2 separate regions of the Homo sapiens genome follow, and region 1 is linked to region 2. Evidence: read pairs that join two places in POLR2A ChIA-PET (ENCODE). Cell type or tissue: CD4-positive, alpha-beta T cell. All regions are shown on one strand. Each heading gives the region's core, and the rest is flanking DNA. Links, peaks and the distances in the headings are about the cores only. Region 1 overlaps MICAL2 (microtubule associated monooxygenase, calponin and LIM domain containing 2). Region 2 holds the start of LOC124902634 (a long non-coding RNA gene).

Region 1 (10,278 bases), core at 1,360-9,359, 91 kb before region 2:
AGGGAGAGCAGAGGCATGGCCAATTTCCAGGACAGATCGGGGCAGTGTGAATGTAGTGGGGAAAGCATGGGTGGGAGACACTGTGGGTGAAACAGTACCTTTCTTCAATGACTCAGCCCTGCAGGCTTTATCAGAGCCTTTCAGCCACCCTCTCAGAGTCTATCTGAAACCCATTTTGGTTTCCCAAAAGGAGCAGAGCCTGACAAGTTCAAATCCTGGCTCCAGCACTTACCAGCCATGTAAGTCCAAGATAGAAGTCAATTTCTTTGTGCCTCAGTTTTGTCATCTGCAAACTTGCTTCATAGGGTTGTTATGAGAATATCAGAGAAGCTATGTCAACACTTAGAACAGTGCCTGGCCCATAGCAAGCACTCTGAAAGAGTTATTATTATGTTAACAATTCTTATATTATTTTTATATTATAGTATTATTGTAAGTGCCTTCTTAATCTCTGAGGTCAGGGTAGAATGTCCATCCTCTCTGCAGGATCATTCTGTAACACATTCTGTTTTGCCTTATTATATAGATGTGGGTGTAGGTCTCCCCTTTACAAGACCATGAATAGAATTCAATCAGCATCTTTCTAAAATCCCTGAAGACTTGTGCCTTGTCCTAGAAGCTGTCAATAGAGACTTGGGCCAAAAGAAGTGATTCTTGGTTTTCTTTTACCCTTCAAGCCACATATTCTGACCTGAAGACCCCACCTCTCAGGATTTGGAAAATGTCTGATATTTCCAAAGGTGCTTTACAGTTTGCCAAACACATTCCCATTCATATTTCATTTGGTCTTCACAGTTACCCTGTGCGGTTACTGGGTACTGTCCCCATTGAACAGGTCAGGAGACTGAGGCTCTGCAGGGTTGAATAACTTGCTCCAAAACGTGCAAGTGGAAGGTAATGAAACACGCACCCCCCTTCCTATCCCAGAAAGCTTTGTTCTGGAGTTTCAGATTGACTCTTCCCCTAAAGCCATTCATCATTTCCCCCTTAGCCCTTTTCCTAAAGAGGACTGGGAGGAGGTCATGTGGTGACCAGCCGACCTTTATACAATTCTACTCTGTTTCTTCTTCTTCTTCTTTTTTTTTTTTTTTTTTTGGTGGTCCTCAATTACGTGGACAGTTTTTCATTTGTTTTTCTCTTAATTTTATGATTCATTTATTTATATGAGACAGGGTCTCACTCTGTCACCCAGGCTGGAGAGCAGTGGTGGGATCATAGCTCACTGCAGCCTCAACCTCCTGGGCCCAGATGATCCTCCCAGTTCTGCCTCTGGAGTAGCTGGGACTTCAGGTGCACGCCACCATGCCTGGCTAATTTTTTCTTTTGTTTTTAGTTGAGACAGGGTCTCCCTGTGTTGCCCAGGCTGGTCTCAAACTCCTGGACTCTAAGTTATCCTTCCATCTTGGCCTCCCAAAGTGCTGGGATTACAGGCGTGAGCCACTGCGCCCAGGCTATACAATTCTACTTTCACCCTTTGTTCCCAGGTCTTGTTACTCCCGAACTAAGCACATGGTGATGGCTTTGAGCAGAGCTGATTATTGGAGTTGCTCAAATCATCCCCACTCCATTGTCCCTTCTCTGTGGATCTGAGGTCTGGGCTGGGACTCAGCATTTGGAACTTGGTGGGGAGTGGGAGACAATGGGGGAGAGCATTGTAGCTTGAAGCATTTGCAGTGCCTGAGTATGAAATTGTCCTGAGCATAAATGTGCCATGAGGGACCCTGCAACTGAAGGTGGAGGAGGCAAGAGGAGGAGCAGGTGCTGAGGTGTAGAGCCCAGAATCACTGCCTGGAGCCTGGCCAGGGGCCTGCAGGGGGCTGAATCAGAGGCCACAGGGCAGAGGGATGGGATGGGGAGTACTTACTCCCTGGGAGGCAAACAGGCAAATGATCCTTCTAGCCAAGGTGGGACTAAACCCAGGGCTCAAAGTCAGCCCTTAATTCAGACTTGTTAAACTCCTTGGAGTTGTTCCTTAAGCAGAAGAATCTCCTGTTTAGTTCAGCCCAACAAAAGTTTATTGAGGAAGTACCTACAGTGTCCCAGCAGGCATGAGGAATACAAAGTCCAGCAAGACAGGGACCCTGCCACAAGGGGCTCAGGTCCTACAACCTCGGCTTTACCTGTGCCTCTTCCTCCCTCCTGCCAACTTTGAATACTTGGGTGGAGGCTCTGAGGGTGGTGCTTCTTAAGTGCACATGGCAGCATTTTAGCTTCCTGGCACCCCAGCACTTGGGCTAGAATTAAGGCCTGGCAGGTCTGCAGAGCAGCACAGACTGGGAATTGGCAAACACACCTGCTTATGGAGGTGGACCCTGATACTGCTGTGGGAAGAGAGAGGTTTCTGGGCTTTGGCACCTGGAACTGCTTCTCAGCTCCCTCTGTGATGGTCGCATGACTGGAGGAGCAGAGGCCGGAGGGCCTCTGGGTTGCAGGTGAGAAAGATCCCAGTAGGGCCGGGCGCGGTGGCTCACGCCTGTAATCCCAGCACTTTGGGAGGCCGAGGCGGGTGGATCATGAGGTCAGGAGATCGAGACCATTCTGGCTAACAAGGTGAAACCCCGTCTCTACTAAAAATACAAAAAATTAGCCGGGCGCGGTGGCGGGCGCCTGTAGTCCCAGCTACTCGGGAGGCTGAGGCAGGAGAATGGCGTGAACCCGGGAGGCGGAGCTTGCAGTGAGCCGAGATTGCGCCACTGCAGTCCACAGTCCGGCCTGGGCGACAGAGCGAGACTCCGTCTCAAAAAAAAAAAAAAAAAAAAAAAAAGATCCCAGTAGAATTGCCCCAAGGTAATGGCTCAGGCTGCCCATCCCTCAGTCAGACCAGCTCCCCCTTCTCATCCTCCAAGCTGGCTGGTCTCCTCTCCTCTGCACCTGGGCCATCCCTGGCCCCAATTCTTTGCTTTGGTTCTTCAGCACTTTCCTTCTTCTCTGCCTTTTCAACACCCTCATCCCCCAAGTCTGGATTCAGCCCTGCTGTCTTCAGAAAGGCTTCCTAAACCCTCTCAGACCCAGTTTCCCCTCCTTTCTCCATATGCTTGCTGGGCAGAGAATCAACAGCCCCCAGTTCAGCATTTACCTGTTTCCTGGGAGTTCTTTCTCACCCTCTCTGCTTCCTGAAGGGAAGGCAGGCAACATGTTTTGTGCACCCACCATGTTCCAGGCAGTTGCATGGAGGCTGGGTATGTCCTAGCTCTGTTTTTTATGAGCTGTGTGACTTTGGGTAAGTGTTTTCATTTCTCTGAGTCTCATTTTCTCATTTGAGATTGAGGATGCGAAGCCTACTCAGAGGGAAGTTGTAAGAACTGGATGGAATAATCCATGCAAAGCACTTTGCACACAGGTCCAGGCTCATAGTAAATGGCTAACATATGGCAGCCTTTGTTATTCTTTGATAGGTATTATCTCATTGAATCCTCACCCTAGCTTTATAAGGTAGACGTCATTCCACAAAGGGGAGCAAATGAGCCTTAGGGCTGAAATGACTTGCTTGAGGTCGCACAACAGACAGGCAGCAAGGCAGGGATCCAAGCCTAGGGGTGGGCTGCTCTGAGGCAACACCCATCCTCCTACCACCTCTGCTTCCTGAGTCCTGGCCCCTGTTTCCCATGCTTTTTAATGTTCCTCGCAGTCCCAGCCAGGGCACTCAGCAAATGCTGGTTGAATAATCTTTCCTGGCTGGTTTAAGGGAAACCAGGTTTGCAGCAGGAGTGCAGGAAATGCGACCCCTTGAACATTCCACTCTCTTTCAGATTTCTATCTGGTCCAAGTTGCCCATGGATCCCTGCTAGTGTACTGCATGCCACTCCAACACCAGGCAGTGCTATGCTGTGTGGCACCATATCTCACCCAGGAGTGAAACCAAATCATGCCCTCAGGGAAAATGAGCCGGTTCCTTTTTATTTTTTAAATAGCAGAGAATAAAGTTATGAAAAGAAAAAGAAAAGTAAGGGAAATACCTGCCTGGATAATCCCCCATGACTGGGGCAACCACTCTCTGAAGCTGGCAGCTGGAAAACAAAGAGAATAGCCATTAGCTGCCAGCTGGGCGCTGGGCGGTGTGGCATTATGAAGCCTGTGTCCTGTGAGGGTCAGCAGGCAAGGCTTCCTGCTTGGGATGGCTTCTTGATCTTCCCTATTCCCACAGATAGAGCCAAGTCTCTGCCAAGAGCTTTTCTTCTTGACATGATTGTAGTCAGGAAGATTTTCATGTCATTCCAGATCACAGTTCCCAGTTTAATTCTCTAGCAAATGCTAGAAGCTACCACTTCCATCTTGGCTGTGTGTTCTTTTGTACCAACTGATGCTTGTATCTTTACTCCTTACTCCACTGGTTATTTAGTTTATGCCCATGCAGACTTCGGTGCTGGGTTCCCTGGGGCTTGTGGAAGAAGGCGCTTGCCTGTGCTCATTTGTGTGTTCATCTCATGGCCCATGCTGCAGGAGAGGTGGGTGGTTGTCAGCATATTTTGGTTCTTAGTTTTTGCTACCAGGCCATGGATTTTTTTTCTGTTGCTTTGTATTTTGTATTATTTATTTTATTTTTGAGAGTCTTGCTCTGTCACCCAGGCTGGAGTGCAGTGGCACCATCTCGGCTCACTGCAGCTTCTGTCTCCTGGGTTCAAGCGGTTCTTGTGCCTCAGACTCCCAAGTAGCTGGGATTACAGGCGTGCGCCACCACACCTGGCTAATTTTTGTATTTTTAGTAGAGATGGGGTTTCACCATGTTGGTCAGGCTGGTCTTGAACTCCTGACCTCAAGCGATCTGCCTGCCTCGGGCTCCCAAAGTGCTGGGATTACAGGTGTGAGCCACTGTGCCCGGCCATTTTTTCCATTTAAAACCCTTTAAAAACACACCTGAAGGTGCAGCTTCCTTTCCTGAAGGGAATTAAAACCATGCTATTAGTAGGCATGGGATACGGGAGTAGATCATCTTTGGGTGCTGGTCCAGAAAGTAGTGAGTAAGTGAGACAAGCAACGATAATATTGTTTAGCACAATGCTTTGTGACAGGGACTATAGTCGTCCCTATTAAGTCAGAATCTCTTGGGACAGGTGACTGAGAAAAAAAAAAAAAGTAAAACAAAAAACACGCAAAGGAGATGATGTTTTACAGCCTGTTGGCTGGTTGTCAGGCGTAGGCAAATCTTGCCCTCAAGAGCAGGAAACCCACTGATACATGCCATCCAGTAAAATCACACTAGAGCTCTTTGAGATTGAAATAACTAAGGTCTTGAAAAGGAAACTTGCCCAAGGATGCACCTGAGCTGTCAAGATACTGCCTCTCCTGTCTGTGTCTCAGGGCTGCGCTTTCCTCTGAGTAGTTATGAATAAAGGAGCAGCAGGACATTGCCATCACCTCTGAGGGATCTGAGCACAGATGTGAGTGACAGTAGAAATGGGCTGTGTGAGGAAAAGACCCCAGGCTCCACTGAAATCAGAGTGTACTGAGGAGGTGGTGTGCATGGGGTGGAACAGGCATGAGGCACTAGTGGCATGACCTTGGCGAGTTAGTTATTGACCTTCATGAGCCTCAGTTTCTTCACCTGGAAAATGGGTTGGATGATCATCCAGTTCCCAGTGTTTCATTGAAGGTTAGACAAGATCATACAATTCAATGAGTGTGACCACCAGTGCATGGCACATTTAAGTACTCAAACAAGGCAAGTTTTCTTCCCTTATCCATGCTCCCCACTTTCTCCCTTACTTCCTCCTTTAAAAAGAGTTGTTTTAAATAGCTATCTGGATTTTTTTTCTGCACCACTTCAAAGTCAATGAAAATCAGCTTTAGCTTCCTTCTTTCTCTTCTTCCCCTCTCATAATGGGCATGGCTCCGGGGCTGGGTCTGAGGCTCCGTTCTCAACCAGGAAGCACAGGGCTGGGCTGCTCGCTGTTGGTTTCGGTAACTTCTTCTCCCAGGAAGGGCCCTGCTCCAGGGGCTTGCAGTGGCCTCCCCTCACTTCAGTCTGTAGATACCTTGCTGTACATATTTGCTCTCCCTTGGCTTCCTGGGTCTCACTGGGTGTGCAGCTGGCTTTTCTTCCTGGGTGGGATTTGGTGATGATAAAGCAGGCACTTGTTGAGGGCTGTTATTACTTGGGAGTTTTTTGGTTTCAAGGCACAGAAACCAAACTTGAATGAGCTTAAGCAAAAATGGGATGCATAGCTTATGCCTCTCATACCAACACTTTGGGAGGCTGAGGCTGGAGGAGCGTTCAAGGCCAGCAGTTCAAGATCAGCATAGTCAATATAGCAAGAGCTTGTCTCTACAAAAAAAAAATTAAATTAAAAAGGATACATTGGAAGGTTTCGAGGAGGCTCAAAGATTCAAAAGAGGTGCAGAAGAATCAAGCCCCAGGAAGACAGCATGTGACCTCCAGCATCTCTAGACCAGAGTCCCCTGTTCAGTGCACTATGGCTGCAGGCAGCTCCCAGCTGACCCCACACAGCCCTGCCGCCAACCTAAGAGGACCAGGCCTTCCCCAGGAGTTTTCAGATTGGAATTTGGCCTGGCCTGGAGCATGTGCACACCCCATGTACCACTGCTAAGGAGAAAAGATACTCCCATGAGCCCACCTTGAGTCCTATACCCTCCTTTTTGGCTGGAGAGTGGGAGATGGGGTGGAGTCTGTTATCAGGAGAGAGACACAGAGAGAAGAATACTAGTAATATTAATAATTAAGTATAATGCTCACTTTTCTTGAGCTACTTTATGCAAGACACATTCTAAGCTCTTTACCTGCATAACTCATTTAATCTTCACAGTCAACCCATTTTACATACCAGGAAACTGAGGTAGAGAGAGGTTAAGCAATTTGCCCAAAGTCACATAGCTAGTTAGGAGGAGAGCTGGAAGTGAACCCAAGCAGAGGGCTCCAGAAGTGCCGTTACCCACCCACTCTGATGCAGACAATAACAGACATCACCTCCAAGCACCTGCTCTGAGCAAGCAATGGGCTAAGTCCTTTATAGGATTATCTCATTTAATCTTCAGAGAAGCCCTATGAAGTGGGTGCTAACATCATCCACATTTTAAAAAAAGAAATTGAGGCTCACAGAGATGATGTGATTTGCCTAGGGCCACCCAACTAATTTAAAGTGACAGAGCTGGGATAGGACCCTTGGTTTGACTGATCATAGGGCCCAAGTTCTTAACTGCCTCACTGGGTAGCCTGCACATTTAGACACTTCTCTTGCTCTGTCTGCAGCTCCCCTGGTTTGGCTCAGCACCTGAGTCTTTGTCCACAGTCTGGGGAGGGGCTGGGATGTGGAGACCCCTACCTGCTGCATGCTGCTGAGGGGTCGGCTGTGAGGTTTGAGCTGGTCTCGATCTATCTCACACCGACCTACACCAGATGGTTCTTGAACAAGTCTTTAGTGCATTGAAACTCTGAGTTTATTCATTTCTTCATTCAACAAATATTTACTGAGGGCCTGGAGGCTCCAGGCCCTGTCCAAGTGCTGGGGTCCCTCAGGGAAGAGCTTAGACTCTGAAAACATCCAAGAGGAAGGCTCCCGGAGTTCCTGTCACTTGGGCCTGTCATGTCCCACTCAATCTCACAGGAAACCTTCCCTGTATCACCCAAATCAGGCCCATGAGGGACCAGAGACCTCGTGCTTCTTTGCTTGGCACTGGCCTGATGGCAAGTCCAAGGAGAGACAGCATTTCTTCATTCTGGTTGATTACAAAGGAAAATATAGTGTCAGGGAGTGAGCATGGGCGTGGACTCAGGCCAGCTCCATCGGGAGTCCCAGAGCTGCTGTGGTCTCTGCTAATCGAGACTTTGGGTGAAGCACTTCGCTGTGCCATGCCTCAGTTTCCCCCTCTGTAATGATACCGTACTACCTGTCTTACAGGGTTGCTGGGAGGATTAGCTGAGGTAGCAGTGTTAACTACCCAAGGCAATACCTGTACACAGGTTAATCCCTCCCTCTTATAACAACTAAGTAGTTTTGTCGGTGTCTCTAAAAGTCAGGGTACCTGGAGGGGGGCAGCTGAATGGGGTCCTAGGTGAGGAAATCACCAATTGTATCAAGCTCCTCATTTTATGGATGAGGGAACAGAGGCCCTGACCCTCAAAGGCCAGAAGGTATTGGGCTCTAGGACCTTCTAATTTGTTGGTGTTACAGGGAGCTCAAGTGTATTTGGCTTGTTGGTCAGACAAAGGGTACGAGTTGGTCCTTTGAGTGGCTGGACACAGTGTGCCCAGGCCTCTGTGAGCATCTGACCAGTGGTCAGCCCTTGTAGCCTGGTCCAGTCATACCTGCCTCCAACCCACCATGAAGACAGCCTAAGCTGAACCTTAAAGAGCCCCGTGTCCCTGCTGCTGGTCTCCGTAATGCCCTAGGGTGGGTAGGGACTTCTGTTCCTGAGATCTAGAGAGCATGGCGGGGTCCCTGGCTTCTGAAACTCTGGTTGGACCAATGATGGAATTCTGTACCAGGATGTCCAGCTCCCCACCCACAGATCCCAGAAGCTTCCCTTGAGAAGCAGGGGGCAGACAAGTCAAGGCCTCTAGCCGCTTTGACTTCTGGCTGGAAGCAGCAGCACCGAGCCTGCAGCACAGGCTGATAGAATGTGGCCCAGGCAGGCCAGCCTGTTTGTCAGCTGGCACAAGCCCCGAGGGGTGTGGGCTTGGTAATGATGATGACGGGCGGGCAGGGCTGCCGCTTCTGCCCAGGTGGCCGCCCTTGGAGCTCGCCAGGCTCGCCCGGTGTGTGGGCCCACCAGGACTAAATCAGAGTTGATGTCCAGTACACCTTTCCCTCAGCTTGGTGGGAAAGACCATGAGCACAGGGGCAGCCAGTCCTGGGCTCCAATCCTGCCTTGCTGTAGGGGCTTGGCAAGTGCCATCTGTTCTGTAAGCCTCTGTTTGCTGTCTGTGAGGAGCCACTGAGATCAAGCAGGTCTAGTCTCCACCCATGACAGTACACAGCACTTCATAGGCTGTCTCCCATTAACGGGCTGAGAATTCTGAACAGTGAGTCCCATCTCCCAGCACTCTAACAATGTGTGCTCTTTGTGTGCTAGAGAGAGAGAGTGTGTGTGTGTGTGAGTGTGTGTGTGGGGGGCACCACTCTGTTGAACAAAGTGTGCGTATACCTCCCTGGAGTATGAATATTGCCTCTTATAGATGTCAAATTTCACACCTGTGTTAGTTTTTGTCCCTTTGAGGTTACCTCTTAAATATTTTGATTTATTTTTTAATGTGGAAGTAAATCATTAGAAATATTTTGTAACTCTGGGCTTCGTTTTCCAAACAGGTGTAGAGGCATTTTCTGCAGAAGCAATAGGATGTCATGAAATAATGTGGGTCGTCACTGGAAGCCAAGAGAAAAATTAGTTTAGGAAACTCAGCCATGATCAGCTGGTGCACTTTCATAACTCCCTAGTTTACTCAGTGTTAGAAAATGGGACCCGTTTCACACTGGGGACTTGTTATCCAGTTTTACACCTGCTTGATTTACTTTCATTGTGTCTCACACTTAAAAATTCTGACACTTTCTGTTTTTACTAAAGCAGCGAATAAAGCATTGTTTTCCGGATCCCTCCTACTCCTCAGCAAAGTCTTTGTGTAGAGATCTGATAAGCCCTTAGGGTGCCCTGACTGCAGCCAACAATAGAATTTGTTTAGCCATCTTGCTATTCCTTTCTTCACGTGCAAAACTTGTTGGAGGCCAGGGAGAGATTCTCTGTCCATTTCCTCTTGCTGGGTGAAGTGTCCCACAAGGCAGAGTGCACAAGCATGCGTGACCTCTTGGAGGAGACTAGAAAGGAGGCATAAGCTACGATGATGTCACTGACATTAATTGTTGGGCTCTTGTTTTTAAAGGAACATGGCAACCCGTGTGTGTCTCATCCCAGAAAGAGAAGACTTTAACCACTGTGATGCCTGAGAATCCAGTGAGTAAGTCACAGTGGTGGATCTTGTTTACCGTGGAGTAGCTCCTGGGGGCTGGTCCTAGGCTTAGGAAAGTGTGGGATGTTCCCACCATCCTGGGGCAGCTTGCTGTGCCCAGGGCGCGCTGTTCCCTCTGAGTCAGCACCACCTCCTCTGCACTCCCCTAGCGCTGTGTTCTTGCCTCAGATACACCACTGAGTTAGGGTTTGTTCACCTGCTTGTCCCACCTACCGGCTGTGGGAGCCTCAAGGGCAAGGAACCAGACTCCCGCCTTCCTGTCTGAGCCAGGCAGCAATTCCCGGCAGGCACAGTACAAGGCACATCACAGGTGACCAACAGCTGTTTGTGGACTCAAGGAGTCTCATCCCTGAGGTTTGATC
Region 2 (8,000 bases), core at 1-8,000:
GCTCAGGATCAGAATCCCATCCATTTGTTAAAATCAGCTTAATGCAACTCTTAAGAAGCTTATTCTGATTTCCATCTCCCTCTCCCAGGATGGGAATTCGTCTCGCCTTTTCTGAGCCCTAAAGCAGTTTTGCTATGCCTGCGTCATAGCACCCTTTACATTTAACCTTCTGCTATAGTTATTTGACCTTGTGATGAATCCTCATAGGTAGCAGGGTCCCTGCCCTGTCACCTCTCTGTCCCTCCAGTGCCCTGCACAGTCCTGGCAATCAGTGTGTGCTGGGTCCAATGAGATCATAGATCGGGAGTCATCAGAATCAACTGGAATTTTGCACGTTTTCTTTTGCAGCCATTTTGGCCCATGGGTACAGGCTGTGCCCGTGGCTTCCTGGCAGCCTTTGACACGGCATGGATGGTGAAGAGCTGGAACCAGGGCACCCCTCCCCTGGAGCTGCTGGCTGAAAGGTGAGCTTTGACAGTAGGGCTCCTAACTGGGGGGCAGGGCACTCAGGCAGGAAAGGGGGCAAGATCACCCCGCAGGTGACTGCTGGATATACCTGGAGCCTCTGCCTCCTCCATTCTACCTTCCCATGTGTGGCCTGATTTGATCATCAGCATCCCCAAGGATGCTTTCTCCATCATTATCTGACTCTTACAGTGACTTTCTCTGGGGCCAGGACCTTGGGCCCTGGATGACAAAGAGAAATCTTCATCTAGGTTGGCCCTGCAGCTGGGGCTCCCCAGCATTGCTCATTCACCGAAGAGCCAGAGAGGTTTATTTAAGGGAATCTTCCAGGGCAGCGCTGAGTCTCCTGTCCTGGATGGGGGTTGGATTCTCTGGCTTTCCAGGCCTCTCACACCACTGAGATCCTGGGCTTCTTCCCAGACCCCTGCTGCTGGCCACGTGGCTGTGACAGCTGGTGGACGGGGGGAGGTCAGGGCTGGCGGGCGGAGGCAGGCCCTGACAATCTTGGGTGTGGAAGCCTGTGGTCGTGGGGAGCAGGCCGCAGGAGGCAGCGTGGCTGAACATGGTTATGGCAAAACCACAGGCCACCGTGCTGCCAGCCCTGCATCCCTCCCCCTGCCTGGGTGGAGGAGCCCAGCATCCCCGTCACCCAGGCGCCCCTTTCCTCTCGGCCCCTTTGACCTTCTCCCCACTTTGCAGATCTCAAGAACCAGGAGAGTCAGGTATTTCAGGGAAGGGTTAGACAAACATGTCCAGGAAGCCCTTGAGCCAGAGGAAGGGGGAAGTAGGGAAGGGTGGGGACAAGGCCTGAGGTGGCAAAAGTGATCCCTGACCTCCAGGCTCCGCCTCCCTCCAGGGAAAGTCTCTACCGGCTGTTACCTCAGACAACCCCGGAGAACATCAACAAGAACTTTGAGCAGTACACGTTGGACCCAGGGACACGGTACCCAAACCTCAACTCACACTGTGTCAGGCCCCATCAGGCAAGTCCATTGCTGGGGCTCTGTCTGAATCACTCTGCACTGAACAGTGGGAAGAGGTGGTGGGGAGGGGGTCACATTAAATTTTGGTCCATTCCTGGGACTAAGGCCACCAAGGCCTGCTGGCCTAATGGTGGGACCAGTTCTTCTCCCCACTCGAGTCAGCATTCTTTCTAGCCCGCAGGACAGAACTAGAACACATGTAGGGGGAGAGATTTATATGTATATGTGCATATATTTATATATATTGTCACTATGCATATGCATTGCTGATCTTACCTGTCTCAAATAAGCTACTTGGCCAAATATGATCTCTGCATACCACCCTTGGTCCTGGGGTCCATTTCTTCTTCCACTAATTTAAAGCCACCAAACTCTCAACCTCTTTGGTCAATAGAACAGAAAATTGTGTGAATTTTTAAAATTAGCTAATTACATACACACAAATTAGCTACAGACATTCCCACTTAGTTTGCCTGCATCTGGGTGGAAGATTGAGGCCCATTGCTCTATGACTGAAGTTGCCTGCGTTCCCTTGCCGAAGGTCATGCCTCCCAGCAGTAGAGGAAAATGGTGGCAGGCACTGAATTGGGGGTGGGTCGAGTTTAGGGGCCCTGAGACTAGGATTTGGGGGAAAACTGGTGGGCAAGCATGTCTCTCTTGCTCATAGGTGAAGCATTTGTATATCACTAAGGAGCTGGAGCACTACCCTCTCGAGAGACTGGGCTCGGTGAGGAGATCTGTCAACCTCTCCAGGAAGGGTAAGCGGCCCTCCTGGGACCCTGGTGGGTGGCTGGGAAGAGCTTTGAGGGGAGGAGGACTGCTCAGTGACCGTGGTGACACAGGCACTGCAACCAGCCTGGCTCTGCCCCTTTACCTGTGTGGTCATGGGCAGGCACCTGTCCTCTTTGTACTCCAGTTCCTCCTCTGTGAGACCAAGAGAACCCCTGCCCAGAGAATCATTATGAAGATGAAAGGAGCTAGTGTGTGTCGAGAGCTTCACACAGTAAACATGAACCAGGGGATTATTTCACTGGGACTTGTTCTTATTTTCCTGTTGTTTCCTGCATGGGGGCCTTGTCCCCTTAAGTAGATAATGAGCTTAATGCACTTCACCCTTTTCCTGATCATCCTGAGCCTAGCAGTGCTCTGGACACAGGACCAGTGCTCAACACAGGGAGATGGGATGGTTAAATGAGGAACTCCCAGCGCCCAGCTCAGCTCAGGATGCTCTCCTGCTTAGAGACCTCTTTGGCTACCTGTGCCTGTCCAGGCTTTGCCTCCTCTCCTTCCTTAGGCAAACTCAGCTGTACTCCTCCCTCCCCTCCACACACCACGACATGCCCCACTGCTGTAATAAACCACTTACCATAATCAACCATTTTACTGTTACGCAAACATAGCAGGTTTTTCTAGATTCTTAGCCACCACACAGTCCTTTCTGTCTTCCTGGAATGACTTCTTCCGTCTGATAAGTTCCTAGATGCTCTCAAAGAACAAGCTCAAACGTACCTCCCCATTACACTTTTCTTTGGAGAATTCCCCTCCCAGCGCAGACTCAGGCAAACCTGCTAATGTGCTCCCACAGCCCCCTGTTTCTCCCTCCATTGCAGCACTGTGTCATCATCACCCCCTCTGTGACTATCTTCCCCACTAGATGAGCATGTTGTTGGCAGGGCCTAAACACAGTAGGTCTTAGGAACTCTGCTGGAAGAGAACATGCTTCCTCTCCCCTCCTGCCACACTCCTGACCAGGCCCCCAAGCAGCAGTCCTCAGGGAGCTGCACCCGTGCCAGTGGCCCCCTGCCCTGGCCCCTTGCCTTGGGGCCGCTCGTCCTGGTCCCCAGCCATGGTGGCAATGAGAAGGGAGCGCCAGGGCAGACCGTGTGAGATTCCTGCAGAGCCTCACTGCCTGCGCTCTCCTTCTTGCAGAGTCAGATATCCGGCCCAGCAAGCTCCTGACCTGGTGCCAGCAGCAGACAGAGGGCTACCAGCATGTCAACGTCACCGACCTGACCACATCCTGGCGCAGTGGGTTGGCCCTGTGTGCCATCATCCACCGCTTCCGGCCTGAGCTCATGTGAGTCTGGGGCCCAGGCTGGCCCCTGGAGACGAGGGATGCCAAGGCCATTCTGCTGCATGCAGAATCTTCATTACTTGGTTCAATATTTCTCTTTCTGTGTTTCAATTTGAGATTTTTCTTAACATTTGTTCTTTTCCCTTTGCACTGATTACTCTGTCAGCAGTGTGTTTGATCTGTGTTCCTAATATGTGAGGATAAAAATTGGCTCCGGCTTAGTGATGGCACTCTTGACACCTCACCCCCCACTACCCTTCCCCCCCGAGCCCCATCACCACACTCTTTGGAATTTGAGCATTCACACCTTGGAGCTTCACCCTCAAGAGAGGAGTATGGGCCAGACCTAGTTCCAGGGACTAGTTTGAGGGTTTTATAGAATTAGGTTTGAGACCCAGATCCATAAGCTGTGTGTCCTTGGGCAAGCCACTTACCTTCTCTGAGCTTTAGATTCTTCGTCTACAAATTAGAAATAGCAGCAGGGTCATTGGGGAGATCAGGTTATGTTTGAGGAAACACTGTGGTGCTAAAGCATGGTGCATCTGTGTTTAAATCAGCAGCAGCAGAACTTCACAGCCAGGTGCAAATCACAAAAAAGGCTGACAGCAAACCTACCCAAGGGCTAGCAATTGGTACTTTAGGAAATGAGGTGGCCTTAGGAGGATGGACCGTCTTTTTTTTTTTTTAAGCTGGAGTCTCTTGCTCTGTTGCCTGGGCTGGAGTGCAGTGACGCAATCTCAGCCCATGGCAACCTCCGCCTCCCAGGTTCAAGCAATTCTCCTGCCTCAGTCTCCTGAGTAGCTGGGATTACAGGTGCCCACCACCACACCCGGCTAATTTTTGTATTTTTAGTAGAGATAGAGTTTTGCCATGTTGGCCAGCCTGGTCTCGAACTGAGCTCAAGTGATCTGCCCGCCTCTGCCTCCCAAACTGCTGGGATTATAGGTATGAGCCACTGCGCCTGGTCTCCCTTTTTACTTTATATGCTATATAACTTGATGTTTTTTACAAGATGCCCATTTTACTTTTGTAATTAAAAAGAAAAAAAGTAAGGGATATATTTAAAAGTAAAATAGCTCATAAATGTTCCCAAGAGGTTTAAATCATTTTCTGATGGCTTTAGCCCAGGCAGCAATAACGTCATCATGGCCCAGGTCTGATTTTGTCCCTTCCTGACCAGTGGAGTGGTGGGTGAGAACTGGGAGTAGGGGCTGGGGTCACTATTCCTCCCCTGTAACCTGCCGACACCTGGCAGAGTGTCACCCTCAGTGCTCCTTACCACCTGAAGGTGCTCAGCTCGCCACACCTCTGCCTCCTCTCCCTGAATTTCTCTGCTTTGTTTTGATTCTCTAGCAACTTTGACTCTTTGAATGAAGATGATGCTGTGGAGAACAACCAGCTCGCATTTGATGTGGCCGAGCGAGAGTTTGGGATCCCTCCAGTGACCACGGGCAAAGAGATGGCATCTGCCCAGGAGCCTGACAAGCTCAGCATGGTCATGTACCTCTCCAAGTTCTACGAGCTCTTCCGGGGCACCCCACTGAGGCCCGTGGGTAAGCACCTGCACAGAGGTTTTGCTTAGCCCCTTGAGCCAACTCTGTCCCTGTCTCTGAGTCTGGCTGCTCCTAACACTGTATGGTCTGTTCTGGGGCTGCCCAGTGTGTTCCCCTTGACTTTGAGGCCAAACAGGGGTGACTCCACTCACCCAGCCCCTGTGCATGTAAGTGGATCTGTATGCCATTTACATCTTGAGTTTGGGGTGACAGAATTATTTTAGAGGGACCTGGTTACAATGACACCTCCTTGTTTTTGTTTTTTTGTTGTTTGTTTTTGGTTTTTTTTTTTTTTTTTTTGAGAGGGAGTCTCGCTTTGTCGCCGAGGCTGGAGTGCAGTGGTGTGATCTCGGCTCACTGCAAGCTCTGCCTCCTGGGTTCACGCCATTCTCCTGCCTCAGCCTCCCGAGTAGCTGGGACTACAGGTGCCTACCACCACGTCTGGCTAATTTTTTTTGTATTTTTAGTAGAGACGCGGTTTCACTGTGTTAGCCAGGATGGTCTCGATCTCCTGACCTCGTGATCCACCTGTCTTGGCCTCCCAAGTGCTGGGATTACAGGCGTGAGCCACCACACCCAGCCAACACCTCCTTGTTATAGCCATACTTCCCAGAGCCAGGTTCCAAATCACAGTTGCGCTTTATTTCCCAACAGATTCTTGGCGCAAAAACTATGGAGAAAATGCTGACCTCAGCTTGGCCAAATCATCCATTTCTAATAACTATCTCAACCTCACATTTCCAAGGAAGAGGACTCCACGGGTAAGTTTTGGCCTGGTTTCGGTTTTATTTCCCATTGCACATGGACGGGGTATGAGGAACGGAGATTGTCACATTCTCAGCCTGTTGAGGCTAGTAAGTTACATGGATCAGGCGCTCCCGGAAGATGCTAGTAAAACTCGGATTAGTGACTGAGTGTTTTTGGAAGTTCTTCCTGGCACTGTGTAGCTAGTTTCAATGACTTCAAAGTGGTTATAGGAAGGACATGGTAGCGAGCTGATAGAACATATTGGTGAATGCTTTTACAAGTAAATCAGATCAGCTCTGCTTCCTGAGGGATGGGGATGAAATGATTTCTCACTGTGCTGAGCAGTTTAGATCTGGAACATGACGGCCATCAGTTTAGTGGCAGAAGTGCATGGTGATGATGCTCTGTTTACACATCTGTTCCATTAATTTGTATTTATTCACTCATTCAACAAATATATATTGGGCTCTCCTATAGGTCAACTTCAGGGCTATATTTTTTGTTTCTGATGAGGGGAGCAAATATACAGAAGTGAATAATATATGGACCTTGCCTTTGAGGAGCTCGGAGCCTAATAAAGAGGTTCCCAAACTTTCTCAACTTATAGCACCCTTAATGTCTCTGTAATTTTTTTCATGGTGGGCCTATACCAAAATAAATACCTAACAGTTTCATTTATTAAGTAGTTAAGACCAAATAACTTAATAGGAGCATTTTTCAAGATGTCTGACAGACATGATAGTGTTTTCCTAGAAAATTAAAAATATTCTGTGGCACCTCTGTGAGTTCACATGGTGCCATGGGACACAGTTTGGGCATCACATGCCTAAGGAGCAGTGACAGTTTTGTGTGAGTGCTAACATCTCTGTGGGAGGCATAATGCAAGTTCTCTTGCTTAATGTGCACATTTTACAGATAAAAATGGAGGCCTATGGTTGTGGTGGCTCACGCCTGTAATCCCAGCACTTTGGGAGGCCAAGGCAGGCAGATCACCTGAGGTCAGGAGTTTGAGACCAGCCTGGCCAATATGATGAAACCCCGTATCTACTAAAAATACAAAAAATTAGCCAGGTGTGGTGACAGGTGCCTGTAATCCCAGCTACTCGGGAGGCTGAGGCAGGAGAATCGCTTGAACCCAGGAGGCAGAGGTTGCAGTGAGCCGAGATTGCACCATTGCACTCCAGCCTGGATAAGAAGAGTGAAATTCCACTTAAAAAAAACAAAAAATTGGAGGCCTAGAGAGGCTAGGTGCCTTGGCCAGGTCACCTGCTACTCCGTTGTACTTCATTACTTTGCCCCTACCCCATGCTTCCTTCACACTAATTAATCAACTCATTGAAAGGCATTTGTTGTGTATCCAGTTATAGGACATACAGAAGTAATGTGAGCCTTGACCTTGGAGTCCAGTTAGGAAGATAGATGCTGGGAAGATAGGGAGAAAACTGAGAACCAAGAGTCCGAACCTTGGGGAACAAGGGAGTTTGAGGCGCTGGCAGAGGCAGAGCAGCCAGGAAAGAAGATGGGAAGGGGAACAGGCAGTTGGAAAGTCAGAGAGGGAGTCGGGAAGCCCACGGAGGAGAGCGCTTCTACGGGATGGGCCCTGGAGACCATGCCAGGCGACAGGGAAGCCAGCCAGGGTCGGGGCTGAGGACAGGCTATGGGATTTGGATGTGTTGGGGCGGATGGCAAATGTCAGAGTTCTAGGACTGGAGTGGGGAGTTCCTGGGGTGGTCAGTGGGAGCAGAGGAGAGAAGATGGGTGGAGGAGAATAGGACCAGAGTGAAGCCACTGGTGGGAGCAGGGGTGGCTTGGGGTAGGGGCAGTTGTAAGTACCTGCCCAGAGCTTGCCTGCCCTCTCCAGGATGGCAGGGTGCCCTCCACCAACAGGACAGTGGGCTGGAAGCCTCTGCAAGTTTCTGAGTCTCTCTAGGTGGCCAAGAGTCTATTTAAGCTTGGCCAAGGCAGCCATACCTAGCAGGGTGGGATGGGGCCACCCAGCCTCCTTTCCCTGGGCTGTGTGAGCAGTGGTCACTTTTTCCACTGAGGCCTGAACTCCCTGCTCCCTGGGATGCTGCAGCGGCTGTTTTGCCAACCCCAGGAGCAGGATACTTCATGCTTCTGTGGCTCCCTATCTCTAGGAAGGAATGGGCTAGCAAGGCCTTAGCTGGGCAAGGAAGA

What was found. Peaks named below come from ENCODE experiments on the same cell type or tissue, not always from the same donor. Only the 100,000 strongest peaks of a DNase experiment are listed, where the experiment ranks them.
Region 1: POLR2A ChIA-PET joins it to region 2 with 18 read pairs; 11 of 35 experiments call an interaction of 5 or more read pairs at or near these places.

Annotation. Positions count from the first base shown.
Region 1 is chr11:12,128,561-12,138,838 of GRCh38, forward strand. It overlaps MICAL2 (microtubule associated monooxygenase, calponin and LIM domain containing 2), which reads left to right. Exons shown (of 28, transcript NM_001282663.2): 2 at 9,830-9,900. Among named protein-coding and RNA genes, the nearest start is that of MICAL2, 23 kb to the left of the region's middle. RefSeq lists an enhancer at 8,123-8,623. In CD4-positive, alpha-beta T cell, for the core only: no CTCF peak of the experiment used is centred there; DNase peaks (open chromatin) are centred at 5,161 and 5,841.
Region 2 is chr11:12,221,296-12,229,295 of GRCh38, forward strand. It overlaps MICAL2 (microtubule associated monooxygenase, calponin and LIM domain containing 2), which reads left to right. Exons shown (of 28, transcript NM_001282663.2): 10 at 349-464; 11 at 1,322-1,448; 12 at 2,116-2,206; 13 at 3,378-3,525; 14 at 4,876-5,075; 15 at 5,730-5,836. LOC124902634 (a long non-coding RNA gene) reads right to left here and starts at 3,069. Exons shown (of 3, transcript XR_007062598.1): 1 at 2,815-3,069; 2 at 1,725-1,829. In CD4-positive, alpha-beta T cell, for the core only: no CTCF peak of the experiment used is centred there; DNase peaks (open chromatin) are centred at 1,016, 2,916 and 3,456; H3K4me3 peaks cover 1,264 bases; H3K27ac peaks cover 3,676 bases.